Linked DNA regions of Mus musculus: region 2 is linked to region 1. The links are chromatin loops, found by intact Hi-C in ENCODE. Cell type or tissue: heart. All regions are shown on one strand. Links, peaks and the distances in the headings refer to the core of each region. The heading gives the core; the rest is flanking DNA.

Region 1 (8,338 bases), core at 177-8,176:
ACATTTGGCTGAATGGAATGGAAACTCCTGGGTGATGCCTGTATCTAAGACAACCATGTCAAGGACAGAGGCTGGCCATGTGAGAATCCGTCATGTGCTGGAGCACTTAGGGAATGCCTCACAGATCCTGGGTCATCCTGACACCTGTCACTGACTCAGCTATTTTTAGGAGGTGTTAAGAGTTTAAAATGCAGCAAAATCTCAGATTTTAACAAGGGTTTTGGTTCTATTTTAACAATAAGATAGTCTTTTGTTTTTGTTATTGTTTTGAAACAGTCTGTTCTGAAACTCACAGGCCTCATGATTCAGTATCCTAATTGCTGATTGCTGAAATTAGAGGTAAAATTAGCTCAGTGCCACCAGACTGATCTCTAGTCCTCTCCCAAAGCACTTCATTTAACTTCCATCTCTTTTCTTTTTTGGGGCGGTGGGGTGGGGTGGGAGAAGGGTGCAGGGCTTTTATTGATTATAACTCACTACGTAGCTTAGTCTGGCCATGAACTGGTGGCAATCCTCCTGGCTCAGACTCCTGTGTGCTGGGTTTACAGATTTGCCACCATGCCTGGCAAAAACAACTTTTAAAAAGCTAATTGGCACTAGTATGATTTTGAAGTAGGATTTCAGTTTAACATTTTAACAATATTGTTTTTTATCATTTTTTAATTTTACAATTAATTTCTTCAGAATAAATCCTTTATATTTCTTTCTTTTAAAAGTCTGCATAGTTTCTTATCATAACTTTGGAAAACACATTACATAATTATTAAAATAATTTTTCTCATATACAGGCTATACATTCAGTGAAACTGTGATGAGCAAGTTTATCTTCTTTCACTGTCTGGCATCTGAAGGTTCTTTTCACATAATTTCCAGATTTTTTTCTTCCTCTTATTTTTCATTCTTACATCTGAAATGAACACTATATCTAGTAAGATAGCTCAGAAGATAGACCATGTAAGGATGGCTTTGATCTTTAGCATAATAGTATAAGTTTATAATCTCAGCACTGGCAATATAGAGGCAAACAAAAAGCTTTGGTTTTGCTGGCCAACTAGCCTAGTTGACAAGCTACAGGCAACTGAGAGACCATTGAGAGAAGCAGAGACAGAGGTAGAGAGAGAGACAGGGAGACAGAGAGACAGGGAGACAGGGAGACAGAGAGACAGAGAGAGAGGCAGAGGCTGAAACAGAGACAGAGAAGGAGAACAGAGTTTCAGAGACAATACCAGGAGATTTGTTTTGCTGTTCTGCACAAACATGCTTGAGCACTTGCACAAACAGAAACTTTGCACATGCAAGTGTAAGTGTGCACCCCTACCCACCGCTTACATACACAGGAAGGAAAATTAATTGGGAAGAAAATATGAGCAAGCATATTTTGTTTCTTTTCCAATTGCACTCCTCTCAAGTGCCAATTCTCTTCATTCAAGACACAGGGGAACTGCAGCTGTTTGAGAGTGGGCAGAAGCGGGATGGAATTACACGGACACCACCATATGTGTATTGTGTAGAGTCCCTTGATTATTCAAAAAACTTCTTGAAGCTTCCTAGAAAGAATTATTGTTTCAAAGATTTGTGCCACATTTTCATAATAAAATTATTCAGGAAAAATGCTTTTCTGTAAATATTCTCTATATTCTCACAAACTTCTGAGACTTTGGGGTCAAAAATCAGGGCAAAATTTGTGTTAATTACACACCAACACACATGAGAAATGATTTTATTCATCCACGGGACCCTCAGAACTATTGTGATTCTCTCTGGAAAGTTTCTTTAGTGTACCCCTATGATTTTCTCTCAAATCCTCTTCTACAGACCTGAAAACAGTGCGTGGAAAGCCCACATTTGCTATGGGCATTCTGTTACTGTGATAGAGCAGCCACTGAATTAATTCAGTTGGCATTCAGGTAGGCTCTATGCCCTTCAAGACTTATTTTATTTGTGAATGTAACACCATAAGTGACCCAAATCATATACTATAAACGTCTTGGGTGTAAGTAGAATAGTTTCTGAGAAAGCATGACGACCTGAGTTCAATCCAAACTAGTCATGTCAAAACTAGAGAATGGAGTTGAACACTTGTAATCCTAGCACTGGGGAGGCTGAGACAGGAGTCAATTTAGCCAAATTAGTGAGCTACTTTCAGTGAGAGACCCTACTATAAAAAGCAAGATATATAGAGAGACTGAAGAAGACACTGGGAACCAACCTCTGATGTCCATACACATACACATGTACACATGTTCATCTTTAAAAAACACATTAGCATGCACATGTATACACACACACAGACACACACATACAACTTGTGATAGCACATCTGAATAATTTAAATGTTCAATTATTTTCAAAGTGAAAGTTTGCACACTTCCTATTGAGTGAGATGACTTAATCAACAAATTCCTTGAGATTATTTTAATAATTAATCTGAATTATCACGTGGAAATTTTGTTTTACTTTTTACGTGTCTATTTTCTTTGAAGTTCAAGCATACTGCTGGAACACCAATTAGAAGAAAATTGGATGTTATTTAATACAAATTAATATTGTTGAAGTTGTGCAGTTTCAACACTTAGTAGCCTGTGACTGGAGAACTACTATGAATTCTGGGATAGCTTAGACAATTACCTGCCAATCAGAGGCACAGCAAGACTTGGTCTCAAAGAAAAAAAAATCTCCTCATCCACTAACAACAAAAATCTGTATATGGTTTACTCTGATTGGCCATGACAAACAAAAGGCAAAGGTGATTGAAATTCCATCTCTCTGTGATAATGGAACCCAGGCCGACAAATCTCAGTTCAGAAGTCATGTCACTTTCTAGGTCACTAGCCAATAATTAAAGTCCTTAGAGTCTGAGGAGAAGGCTCCCAGAGGGAGACTGGAGAGGCACTACAGACCCTCTTCTAGCTGCTCTCTATCCCAGTTTTCTCCTCTCAATATGAATTGGCGAAGCAGAAGCAGCCCAGTTCCATTGTGTAATCTTCCCCAGGAAAACCTCAGAGAATGTGTTTATGGGAACATGAGAACTGTTAATGAGGTTGAGAGGGGAACAGGCAAGATAGAGAGAGTAGTCGAGGGGTGAAAAGAGCTATCGTATCCCTAGAAATCACTGAGGTGACTGCTATGTCACCTACATCAAAGGCATACATGATATTGTGCTTGGCAGTCCACCTTTGGTCCTTGGCATGGCTCAATACCACTCACTGATGGAGTCTGGCACAGGATTCTCAGGGCCATTTGGTTTTCATGACTTTTTTGATGATGAGACTTGGAATTGCTGAAGCCCTGCATGGGTCTGGGGTCAGTATGTGCTTGCATTAACAGCCCTGATTCCTCGCTGCTAGGTTTCCACAGTATGTATGTGTCTCTCAAATGGCAAGCACACAAAGACTCAAAGAGAGCACACACTGTACTTATAAACAGAAGTAAACAGAGCACAGGCTGGCTAAAATTTCATCTTATGACACTGAGAATGTTCTAAGTTTATAGTTTAATGTACAGAATGTACAAAATGTTAAGAAGCAGATTAAAGTAGTCTTGGCAGGCCTGAGATTTAGATTTCCCACCATTTGAACAGAGCAAGGTTAGAAAGGCGAGGGCTTCTCTTTTACTGATTCTTTCATAATATTCACACTGTTCTCCTTTCACAGTCTAATGCGTCTGTCCCTCATGATGTATCCCAACTGTTTGTTAGGGCCACTGTCATACAGAAAGCGTGGAAGAGTGAAGAAAGGCCTGATTGATCACAAGGTCCTATCAGATGTCAAAGCTGGCTCTGGATGACCTCGCATCAACCCAGAGCTGCCTGATTTGATCTTTACAGGAGCGGCTTCTCCTGGCTGGCAGTTCTATCTGGAAGCCATGCGTCAGCACTGAGCTATGACCTGAGTCATGCTGCATTCATCTTATCTGAAGGAAGGAAATAAAACTAGAGGGTTGAAAGAGGGGAGTGCTCAAAATACATACACATTAACTGAAGCCTTCTGTGTGGGTGCATTCTAGGAGCTTGAGCAACATTAAAAATGATATGAAAATGTAACTATCTTGACTCCAGTGGTATAGCATGGAAATGTGCCTCCCTCTACTGCCCCTCAGTCCTCGCCTCTTTCTTCCTGCCTCTGTTTCTAGCAACCTCATAACCTCATGCAGCTGATCTCAACAAGGCTCAATGGGAAAGAGGAGAACATTTCATAAATTTTCTAGTATCTTTAGAAATGCTGCCTTTAAGAATATCACCAAATCTTAATAATCTGCATGGTAGTTAGTGGTTGAAGACACAGAGCAGATAAACATGTTGCTAGACAACTGCAGCTCGATGCTTATCACCATTGGATCAATGGAAATCCATCTTTCAAAAATTACAAAAAAATCATCAAAACTCAAAATTTGGGAGAAAGTATTATACCAATCATGACACATTGATGTCATATGAATTTGTACATTTTTTATTTAATTCTACTTTTCTTTGCAGAAATTTGAACATGGAGCTTCACATGTGCTAGGTATATCAAGCTAAACTTCCAGCTTTGTGCTTTGTTTTCAATATATTTTCTAATGCTCTAATTACTTCTATTGGCCTTTTAAGAGAATCACCCACACTAGAAACTAAACAAAAGATTACTTCCTTAGTTATTTGTTATAAAATAAACTTAGAAAACTATGTTATTTTCTAAAGGTGCCCCTAAGCCACAGTGCGGACATTCATTCTAGGCTTCACCAAAGAGTTAAGTAGGCCTGGCCTGCTATAAAAAGGGCTGTATACCCCCTGCTTGTGCTCTGTGACCTTTCTCTCCCTCGGACTCTCTTCTTTCCCTTACCCATTTCTCCTTCTCTCCCCTCCCCCCTCATGTTCCTGGCTGCCTGCTTCTTCCCCTTCCCCTTCCCCTTCCCCTTCCCCTTCCCCTTTCCCCTCCCCCTCCCCCCTCTCTCTTTCTCTCTCTGTCTCTACTCTTTTCTCTGTCTTTACTCTTTTCCCATGCCCCATTCTACACTATACCCATCCTATGGCTGGTCCCTCGGGGAGAGGTTGATGCTTCAGCAGGGGCCCACTGGGGCACCCTTCCCACTTCACTATACTGTGTTCTACAAAACATATACTTGCCTTTTTATAAAACACAACATTTGGTGCCAACACTCAGATTTACAAACTTGCAAGTTCATATTTTCCAACGCAACATGGACTTTCTAGCCAGTGGATCGGTAGACCTCCATCCAAACAGTGGTAAATTGGTAAGCTTCACTACCCATTCCTCAGCATAAATGACCCCTGGTTGCAAGGAGGGCTTTTGGGCTCTCAGCCACTCTCTGGTGTCTTTGAGGATGAAGGTATTCACAGTTATGACTGGCCTTCTAGCTGACTCCTCATTTTAGGATCCTTTCCCCTGGGTGAGAGTTTTCTCTCTCCTTGAGGCGGTTTATTTATTGCTCCTGGGAAATCTTAAGCCTAGGTGCACCGTTCTCTCAATGCCACAAAAGTTCAGCCCGGACTTCATCACATGAAGACCCGATGATTTGGCCTGTGTTGCCACTGTTTCTAGTAATTAATTTATCCTCAGGATGCAGGTAGGGATAATATTTATAATTTCTACTCTCACCTAAAAGGAAAAGCCTTTGCTGCTACTTCTAGGTTCCCTACCGGGATGCCTCCCAGCCTTAAAGTCTTCCGAATTCACAGGCTAAATTGGGGCCCAGTACCCATGAGCTATAACTCTAAGTAGCTGCATAATGGCGGGCGCTGAAACGCCTTATTTCCCCACCCTCCGCTTTTTGCCCCTCCTCTTCCTCTCTCTGCACCCCCCCCCTTCTCTCACTCTCTCACCCACCCTACTTTGCTACTGCCACCGCTCCTTAGCTGCCTGGCACTGAGTCGAGACACCAAACACATCTCCAGCCTCCTGCAGCTCCTGAACGCCACTGCTGCCACCACCACCATTGCCAGCTGCTTGCCCAAACAGGCAGCTTTAGAACCGTGCTCAACTCAGACCTGCCATTCTGCGCAGTGTCAAGAGGTTGCCTGTTGTGACAGGGAGAGATCTCCTGTCTGCCAGACAAAACATGTCTCTTTGTCTCTGCTGATACATAACAACACTTCTGCCTTTGCATTCTAAGATTGAACATATGACTTTCCTCCAGAGGTAGAGCTATCACTTCAGCGCCATTTTAGCTAAGGGTGATCTCATGTCTAGCTGTAGCTTCAGCACCATCTTGGTTGAAGGCAGTCTCGTGACTATCTGCCATCTTTGTTATAGGCAGTTCCCAACTCTCTGCCTCCTCACATTAGAACACCACGACTTAAGGTCTCCAAAGACACGTCAATTAAGATAAGGTTTTCATTTGATTTGTATCCTGCCTTAGTTAAATAATAATTTTAATATCAATGTAAACATTTACAACAGCAAACAAGTTAAAGATTACTGCCTTAAAAGTAAGTTTAGCCTTGTTTTTGCAAGTGTCATCACTGCTATTAACTTAAAATATATTCTCTTTATTTACTAGATACATTCTAGAACAAATAAATAAACACAGGTTGTCTAACTCAGATACACTTAATAGATACTGGCTCTCAATCTTGTTAGAAAGCTGCTAAATGTAACATTAAAGCTTACTAGGATGAGTGGAGACTTTCAAATTCTAACAGTAAATTCTCCTCCCCTCCAAGGTCTCTGAGAAGATATGGGCACAGTTTCAAGACTGCCTAGATTGTGGTATGATAACCACTGAGAAATACTACTCCTTTGCCTTGCCGAGCTGCCAGGGTGTGGCCTAAACTGTGGACAGACGGAGGAAACACAGAGAATTTAATGTCTCATTGCCTAAGACACTGTAACCTATTTCTTCCACATTCCTACTCCACAGGAAAAACTTCTCATATTTTGGGCCTGATGGCTAGATTACCTCTTTCAAGTTGTGATGGAGACCACATGGACCTAGAAACTGTTTAGGTAGTAGACTATAGACCAACCTCAGTCATTTTAAGTAATATATAACATCTAGGTTATAATTTATTCTTTCCAGATTACATTGACAGCTAAGCTAACTGTAGCTTGACAGCTAGAAAACAGAGGCCTAGCTCCGTACCCCAAGTTAATATACTATCATATTAGCTCATGAGTCAATTCGTTAACTAGCTGAGATTACCAGATCTCTTATCAAAAAGAAAGACAGGTTTGCCTTGCTCACAAGTTTCAAAATAAAAGATACATAAGTTCAGATGCAACCTCTCACAGATGCAACCTTTTATTTCCTTATCTATACTCAATTTTCAGTGACTAAATGGTTCATATTTTCTCCCCTTTTTATACAACTGTCCTAACATTAATCAATAGAGTTCTTACAAATTAGCCTAGAGTTAATAAAACATTCTACTGTACGATCCACATTTTATAATCATAAGTTCAAATGTTGTCTCTTTTGGTTATCTTCTAACGATAGACATAAAGTGTTTCTCATGCTAAATCTATGGTATCAGCTATCACAGTTGCAAATATAAGTTTCCTTTGGCTGCCTTCGAACAATAGACTTAAGGTGCTTCTCACACTGAATTTGTATGATCGACTATCATATTCACAAGGTCATCAAATTTTTGAGTTTCTTTAAATGCCTTCTAAATATATACTTACTCATATCTACCTCTGATGTAGCAAACAGATTCCATCTGGGTAAGTACAGCTGCCACTCAGTAGCCAAAGTTTCTACCTGATTCCTATTCTAGAGGGTGAGCCTCTCCTCTTCCCTGAGATTTGAGACTCCCCTCACCCCAATACCAAGAATGAAGGGTTCCAAATGTACACCTGTACTGGCTACTTTTGTGTCAACTTGACACAGGCTGGAGTTTTCACAAAGAAAGGAGCTTCAGTTGGGGAAATGCCTCCATGAGATCCAGCTGCAAGTCATTTTCTCAATTAGTGATCAAGCTGGGAGGTCCCCTTGTGGGTGGTGCCATCTCTGGGCTGGTAGTCTTGGTTCTATAAGAGAGCAGGCTGATCAAGCTAAGGGAAGCCAAGCCAGTAAGGAACATCCCTCCATGGCCTCTGCATCCGCTCCTGCTTCCTGACCTGCTTGAGTTCCAGTCCTAACTTCCTTGGTGATGAACAGCAGTATGGAAGTGTAAGCCAAATAAACCCTTTCCTACCCAACTGCTTCTTGGTCATGATGTTTGTGCAGGAATAGAAACCCTGACTAAGACAACACCTAAGAAAAAATTTCTCACAAATGTTTTATTCTCTATCTCTAATACACACACACACACACACACACACACACAAACACACACACAGTGTGTGTGTGTGTGTGTGTGTGTTTCAGCATCTTGCCAAGTTCAGGCATTTGCTCAAAA
Region 2 (8,338 bases), core at 133-8,132, 600 kb after region 1:
CACTTTGCCCCTTCTTAGAAATGGGAACAAAACACCCATGGAAGGAGTTACAGAGACAAAATTTGGAGCTGTAACAAAAGGATGGACCATCTAGTGATTGCCATATGCAGGGATACATCCCATAATCAGCTTCCAAACGCTGACACCATTGCATACACTAGCAAGAAAGGACCCAGATATAGCTGTCTCTTGTGAGACTATGCCGGGGCCTAGGAAACACAGAAGCGGATGATCACAGTCAGCTATTGGATGGGCCACACGGCCCCCAATGGAGGAGCTAGAGAAATTACCCAAGGAGCTAAAGGGAACTGCAACCCTATAGGTGGAACAACAATATGAACTAACCAGTACTCTGGAGCTCTTGTCTCTAGCTGCATATGTATCAAAAGATGGCCTAGTCGGCCATCACTGCAAAGAGAGGCCCATTGGACTTGCAAACTTTATATGCCCCAGTACAGGGGAACCCCAGGGCCAAAAAGGGGGAGTGGGTGGGTAGGGGTTGGGGGGATGGGTATGGCGGACTTTTGGGATAGCATTGAAAATGTAAACGAGGAAAATACCTAATTTAAAAAAAAAAAGAAAGAAAGAAAAAAAATAGAGGGAAACTTGAAGCCATCCTACTAAAATCAGGTACTAGACAAAGCTGACCACTCTCCCATACCTATTCAACATAGTACTTGAAGTTCTAGCCAGAACATTTAGGCAACACAGGAGATCAAAAGGATACAAATTTGAAAGGAGGAAATCAAGACATCACTATTTGCGAATGACATGATAGTATGCATACATAGCCAAAAAAAATCCACTAGACTCCTACAGATGATAACTTTAGCAAAGTACCTGGATACAAAATTAACTCAAACAAATCAGTAGCTTTCCTCCACTTAAAGGATGAACAGATTGAGAAAGAAATTAAGGAAATGGCACCCTTTACAATAGTCATAAATAATATGAAATAACTTGGTGTGGTACTGTCTAAGTAAGTAAAAGATCTGCATGACAAAAACTTCAAGTCTCTGAAGAAAGAAATTGAAGAAGACCTCAGAAGATGGAAAGATCTCCCATGTTCATGGATTGGCAGGAAGAGAAAGTAGGAAAAACCTCAAACACATTGGCACAAGGGAAATTTTTCTGAACAGAAAACCAATGGCTTGAGCTGGAGAGATGGCTCAGTGGTTAAAGGCACAGACTGCTCTTTCAGAGTTCCTGAGTTCAATCTCCAGCAACTACATGGTGGCTCACAATCATCTGTAATGGGAACTTATTCCTTTTTCTGGTATGTCTGAAGACAGCTACAGTGTACTTACATATATAAAATAAATAAATCTTGAGAGAGAGAGAAAGAATCTAAATTTTTAAGAGAAAGGGGAAAGAAAAGAAAACCATTGGTTTATGCTCTAAGACCAAGAATTGACAAATGGGACCTCATAAAATTGAAAAGCTTCTGTAAAGCAATGAACATTGTCAATAGGATAAAATAGCAACCCACAGATTGAGAAAAGATCTTTACCAACTCTCCAACCGATGGAGGGTTAACATCCAAAATATACAAAGAACTCAAGAAGTTAGACTCCAGAGAAACAAATAACCCTATTAAAAATGGAGTACAGAGCGAATCAGAGAATTCTCAACTGAGGAGTCTTAAATGGCTCACTTAAAGAAATCTTCAACATCCTTAGTCATCAGGGAAATGGAAATCAAAACAACACTGAGATTCCACTTTACACCAGTAAGAATGGCTAAGATCAAAAACTCAAGTGACATCAGAGGATGGCTTTGTTGGGCATCAATGGGAGAATAGGCCTTTGGCCCTATAAAGGCTTAATGCCCACCCCACAGTAGGGAAATGCTAGGGCAGGAAGACAGGAGTGGTTGTGTGGGTGGGGGAGCATCATCATAAAGGCAAGGGTAGGGGGATAAGATAGGGGGTTCCTGAAGGGGAGACCTGGAAATAAGAAAATATTTGAAATGTAAATAAAGAAAGTATCCAATTAAAAAAAAAAAGAAAGAAAAAAGATCAAAGGAAAAAAAATCAGGTCACAGCAGATGCTGGAGAAGATGTGGAGAAGGAGGAACACTCCTCCATATCTGGAGGGATTACAAGCTGTTGCAACACTATGGAAATCAGTCTAGTGGTTCCTCAGAAAATTTGAAGTAGTTCTACCTGAGAACCCAGCTATACCACTCTTGGGTATATACCCAAAAGGTGCTTCAACATAAAACAAGGATATATGCTCCACTATGTTCATAGCAGCTTTTTTTTTTAAATAGCCAGAAGCTGGAAACAACTAAGATGTCCCTCAAGAGAAGAGTGGATACAGAAATGTCATTTACACAATGGACTACTACGCAGTTATTTAAAAACAATGACTTCATGAAGTCCACAGGCAAATGGATGAAGCTTGCAAATGTCATTCTGAGTGAGGTAACCCAGTCACAAAAGAACACGCATGGTATGTTTTCACTGATGAGTTTATAGTAGCCAAAAAGAAGCTCAGAATACCCACCATACAACTCATAAACTGTAGAGCACACCAAAGTGTGGATGCTATAGTCCTACTCAGAAGTGGGAAGAAAATATTCTTGGGAAGTAGAGGGAGAGAGGGATCTGGGAGGGAGAGAGAAGGGGGAAAGAAGAGGGGGGGCAGTTCTCATAAGAGAGGAGATGGGAAAGAAATACAGAGGGTCAGGAATTTAAAAGGAGGTTGTAGCATTGAGGGAGTAGGAACTGGAGGTTACCACTACAAAGTCCCAGATGCTAGGGACCCAAGAGTTTCTCAGGACCCAACAGGGAGATCATTAGCTGAAATACTGATAAACTGGAGGTAGAACCTCTTGAGACCTATCCAGTGGATACGGCCCCAGGTGAGGGATGGGGCCATCCATTCGCCTCAAAAATATTAATCCATAATTCCTCCTGTCAAAAGGAAATGCAGGGACAAAGAGTGGAACAGAGAGTGAAGGAAAGACCATTCGCAGACTGACCCATCTAGGGATCCATCCCATTTGCAGACACCAAACACAGACACTATTATGCCAAGAAGGGCTTGCTGACAGGAACCTGGTAAAACTGTCCCTTAGTAGTTTTGTCAGAGCCTGACCTATACAGATGTGGATGCACGAAGCCAAACATTGAACTGAAAGTGCGGATCCCAAATAAGGAGTTAGGGCAAGGACTGGAGGAGCTGAAGGAGTTTGCAACCCTCTAGGAAGAACAACAAGATCAACCAACCAGACCTCCCCTCAAAGCACCCAAGGACTAAACCACCAACCAAAAAGTACACGTAGGGGAGACATGTGGTGCTAGCTGGATATATAGCAGAGAATTGCCTTATAGGGCATCACTGGGAGGGGAGTCCCTTGGTCCTGTGGAGGCTCCCAGGGTAGGGAAATTCTAGGGTGCTGAGGGAGAAGTTGGTCAGCAAATGGGGGAGCGCCCTCATAAAGGCAGAGGGAAGCACGGAGAGGATAGGGCATTTGTGGAATGGAACTGGGAATGGGATAACATTTGAAATGTAAATAAATAAAATAACAAATTAAAATGGGGGAGAAAAGAGCTTCATCCTAGCTGCCTGGAAGCCAGTCTTCTAACACCCTTCAGATAAAGATGTGGAACTCTCAGCTCCACTTGTACCATGCTTGCATAGATGCTGCATGTTCTTACCTTGATGGTAATGGAGTGAACCTCTGAACCTGCCTTTGTCTTACTCAGCTTCTGCAAAGGTCCTTTACTCTTCAAATAGGTTAGAACAATTGACCAACACCCTGATCTGCTATGTCTTTGTCTCCTTGTACACTCTTGTCCCCACATCCATGCTTCTCCTTGTTTTTAACCTATCAACTCAGGGGCTTTCTTCTTACCACCATCCTTCCACCACCCCATACTCCAGACTCAGCTAGCTGAGTTTTGTGTATTCTCAAATACACCTCTGTGCCCATTTCAATTGGTATTTTGCTCACTGTTTTGAAGGATTCTGTTTTCAAATTTATTTCATCATCTAAAAATACTTCCTTGATGGGGGCCCTGTCTCTGTATCTTCAGACTATACTATTCAATAAAGCATCTATTGAACTAGTGTCTGCTAGACTCAGTCGTCTAATCAAACTATTTGATTATAACTTCTGTAAAATTTTCACACTTCTTTGAATTTTCATTAACTTCATATGTAGCTCATGAGACAAACTCCTTGTATGCATGTAGGATAGTAACTCACATGAAAGGCAATTTTTAGTATTGTTTCCACAGGATTATCAAGACTCAATGCATTTATATACCTAATTGCATGTACTTGTAACATTCTTACCTTTAAAACAGTGTTACCTGCTAATAAACTGAAAATGTTAAATCTAGAAATAAGGTACTGCCTCTCCTGGGAGCTATCCACAAATGAAAAAACCAATTACAATTAAGTCAACAAGGCCAGTGTGATTAAAATCATTATGTGCACAAGCATAGGAGTGGTGCTAGGTAACCCTTAGGCATTTTCTCAGATTGAAGTGGTTTGAATAAGGGTGACCCCAATAGACTCATATGTTTGAACTTTTGGCATAGGAAGTGGCACTACTAGAAGTGGCCTTGCTGAAAGAAGCATGTCACTGGGTAGGAGGGCTTTGAGATCTCATAAATGATCAAGCTATACTCAGTGTGGCAGATAGTCTCCTTCTGCTGCCCGAGGATCAAGATGTAGAGCTCCCAGCTCCTTCTTCAACAACATGTCTACATGTATGCTGCCATGCTTCCTTCCATGATGGTGATAGACTAAACTTATGATAGACTAAACTTATGAAACTATAACCCAGCCCCAATTACATAGTTTTCATTATAAGAATTGATTAAATAAATAAATAAGGCCTGAAAGACTACAAATAAAATCATTCATATCCCATTCCTTTCTTGTCTGAAACAGCAATCTTATTTCACAGTTAAAATTTAAATGCCTCTGATGGATAAGAGAGTATGACCATGCTCTGAGTATATGGGCAACATAATCACGTTTTTCTGTGAGGTACTAGGGTAAGAGGGTAGACCTTGAATGAAAGGGAAACAAGTGTAATCAGGGTACATTGCATGAAATCCCCAAATAATTAATAAAAATATCATTTTGGGGGAAAGAATTGTTTATCTGACTTCTAGTGTGGTGGTTGCTCTTACTGTTGTCCCTAGGGCATCCTATGGATAACTAATATTATATAGTTCACTTATCACTAAGTATCTATGTTTCCCATGACTTATGTTTCACAGTCCTGAAGTATGACATGCTCTGCAATGGATACAATATCAGTGGAATAGACATTTACATCTACATTCTGATCTAGGATCCAACCCTATCTAGAATTTCAATGTTTGTTAAATAAGTTTAAAAAGTCTATTGAAAATCCCATTCATTTGAGAAGGGTTTCCTCCAATCCCAGAGAATGAGTTAGCATGCCAAAGCAGATCAATTAGCTAGTGCTTTACCTTGAAATGTCCCCACTACCCTGAGTTATTTCAAAGACAACTGAAACATCAGTTATTTTGGACTTAGTGTGTCCACAGCTCTTTAAAACACCAAATCATCTATCATCCTTCAAGTCCCTGTATGATAAGTAAGGATTACCTTTCATCCTTTACAGATGGAATATTTGAAATGTAAAATAGCATATCCAAGGCTAGACAGGAACTCAGCACCATGATTAAATAAAAACTCTTGAGTTTTCAACAGCCATGCCTTGGCAGAGGGGTTTATCACATTGCCATTTTATAGAGAGAGCACAGAAACCCAGGAGGGGAATCCTTAAGAATAAACTAAGAATTTTAAAGCAACTTGAAAGTCTATTTAATGCAGGCTGAAGTTCATAGGAAATCAGCTGAATTCTCGCCACTCCTACCTGTAAGTAGCTAGCTGCAGACCAGCAATTTAGGTGACTTTGAATGACCTAAACAGATTGAGTGCTGACAGGAGTGGGCAAGACAAAAGGAAGTGGCAGGGGAGTTTTACATGCTGTCATCTGTGCCTCTAAAGAACACTCAGTCGTATTAGTGTAAGCAATATGTTTACTTATGTTGGACTGCTCTCTGCACTCTACACTGAGGATAGAATGTTGTGAACCACAGCAGAAATTTATAACTTACTTAAAGAAGTTGTCCATTCAGGTAGGTCTTTCTTGTTCACAACTGTCTGACTTGGGCACTGTCAGATCCTATGGTCCTGTGAATAAGCAGTTTGTTCTCTAAACCACTGAGCCATATCTCAAGCCACTGCCCCCACTCGCCAGATGGTTTAATGGACACGACATTGTGAACACATTCTTGCAGGAGAATCTCCCTCACCTTGTGAGGGAAGCAAAGTGGTTGGAGATTGTCATCTCTCTTTTCTTGGTGATGAAACAGAAGCTCACTGGCTTCTGTGGGTTTTCTAGAGTGCACAGTTGAGGGTAGTTGAAGCTAGATTGACTGCAAGACCCCCAGTAACAAGTATATCTTGTCTATATATGTAGCCGGCTTTATACAATTCACTAATTGTCCTGTCCTTGTCTCTGAGTTACAGAAAATTCGAATCAATCAAATGATGGGGAGATCTAGCCATCACTTGGCATTATTTCAGGACCGTTTTCAATCATCACAGTCATAACTACAGCCCAACTGAGAACCAACTGGAGTCTAAGAGCAGATTGTCTCATCGTTTCTAGATTTTTGTAGAAGCTACAACAATCATGCCATCTTAGCAGTGATTAGGTCATCAGAGTTAATAAGGGTTTAGGAATAGTCACTTTGACATATTCATTCTAGTACACTGTGCCAGGAAAAAGGAGTTTTATGATGTAATAGGAAATACAGGAGAAAGAGTAATAAGTACAGCATGACTTATTGCCAAGATGCTAATAAGTGACAATTCTATAGGTACCCTGATAATATGTTATGAAATTATCTATAGTCAAACCACAGGTTATTAAGAGAAAAATCAAGAAAGAAAATAAAGCCAGTTTTGTAGGCAATGATTTTTATTATGTATAATGCTGGCAGGAAAAAAAAAAGTAATAGAAAATGCTGTAAGCAGCAGTTGTGAGAAAGAGCTGAAAAATTGTAAAGGACTTTGATCTCCTTCTGAGTTGCCCATCAAAGAAGGAAAGATCTGCCATGACCCTGTCATTCCAGGCAGATGACTGACTTATAGCTCAGGTGTGGTTTGCATGCTGAGAGCGGCTAGGGCTACAAGCAGCTTGCCAGGCTCTATATATAGGGATGACCTCACCTCTCCTGAAACATAGCAGCTGTTCACCATTTGTGCCATTTGCTGCAAAGGCTTAGTCCATAGCTAATTGAGCACTTCAGTCCTGCAGAGATAGGGGCCTGGGAAATATTTACATGAGATAGATACCTTTATCCAGATGGAAGCTGGCTAGGACAAGATAAGAATATTTATCTCAGAGGACTGTCAGTGCATCTTGACAGGAGTTAGGGGCTGCCTGGGGAGGGGGAAGGAGAGAGATGCCTGCTGCTCATTCAAGAGAAGAGGGAGAACAAGAAACATCAAAATTGTACTGCTGCTGCCTTCTCTCCAAGCAAACTAAACAGAGCCCTCCCTCTGTGAAAACAGTCTGTATTGTTATGATGTCAACTCATCAGGAAGGCTTTTAGAATTTCCCTAGCAAGATAACCACCTCCTTAACTTCTGGATTTCCTGGCCTAGAATTGATTGACAGTTATAGGATCACCAGCAATTCCATAACATTTCTTTTCCCAGGATCTAATAATCTTGCTGGAGGAAACAAGCATCTATAATATCTGGTTGGCCCGGAAGCACTTATCCTAGTTTGATTATTAATGATTTCTGTCAATAGGAAAACCCCCACTGTTCATGGGGTCTCGTTCTTCCCATCTGTAAATTTCAGATATTATCAGATTTAACTTCGGGTTTGCTTCCAGCTTTGAGGGAAAATCCATGAGTTTCATGAAAGTCACTCCCTTCTCAGAGCTTACAAGACATAAAATGCAATGGTCCAAAATAGTAAAAAGATCATTCTGATGTGATTAGTTTGGATGAATATAACATATCCTTGTTATTTTCAGTTTTGAAAATGAGCAGAAACACAGAAAATATGTGGATTGTCCACTTGAAACAAATTAGCAGACTAGTTTAAAGTAAGAGACTATATATAGTGTCACTTATGAATAGATCCGAATATGATCCAGTTACTCTTCTGATTGTGTCCTTCATTTGAGCTCAGAAAAGACATGTCAAGATGAGGAAGTATAAGTGTTGGGCCAGGAATGTATTTGGATTTAAAAATTTAGAATCAAATGTATATATAATATTTGTCCTTCAGGGTCACAGCTTCAATATGAGTAACCAATGCT

Evidence for each region. A loop is a pair of places that touch in the nucleus more often than their neighbours do. Peaks named below come from ENCODE experiments on the same cell type or tissue, not always from the same donor. Only the 100,000 strongest peaks of a DNase experiment are listed, where the experiment ranks them.
Region 2: it touches region 1 in a loop (2.4-fold over the local background); 3 of 42 quality-filtered maps call a loop at or near these places.

Annotation. Positions count from the first base shown.
Region 1 is chr3:21,264,112-21,272,449 of GRCm38, reverse strand. No RefSeq gene overlaps it. Among named protein-coding and RNA genes, the nearest start is that of Gm31610, 220 kb to the left of the region's middle. In heart, for the core only: no CTCF peak of the experiment used is centred there; a DNase peak (open chromatin) is centred at 3,859; H3K27ac peaks cover 678 bases.
Region 2 is chr3:20,660,982-20,669,319 of GRCm38, reverse strand. No RefSeq gene overlaps it. Among named protein-coding and RNA genes, the nearest start is that of Gm31552, 160 kb to the left of the region's middle. In heart, for the core only: no CTCF peak of the experiment used is centred there; no DNase peak of the experiment used is centred there; H3K27ac peaks cover 802 bases.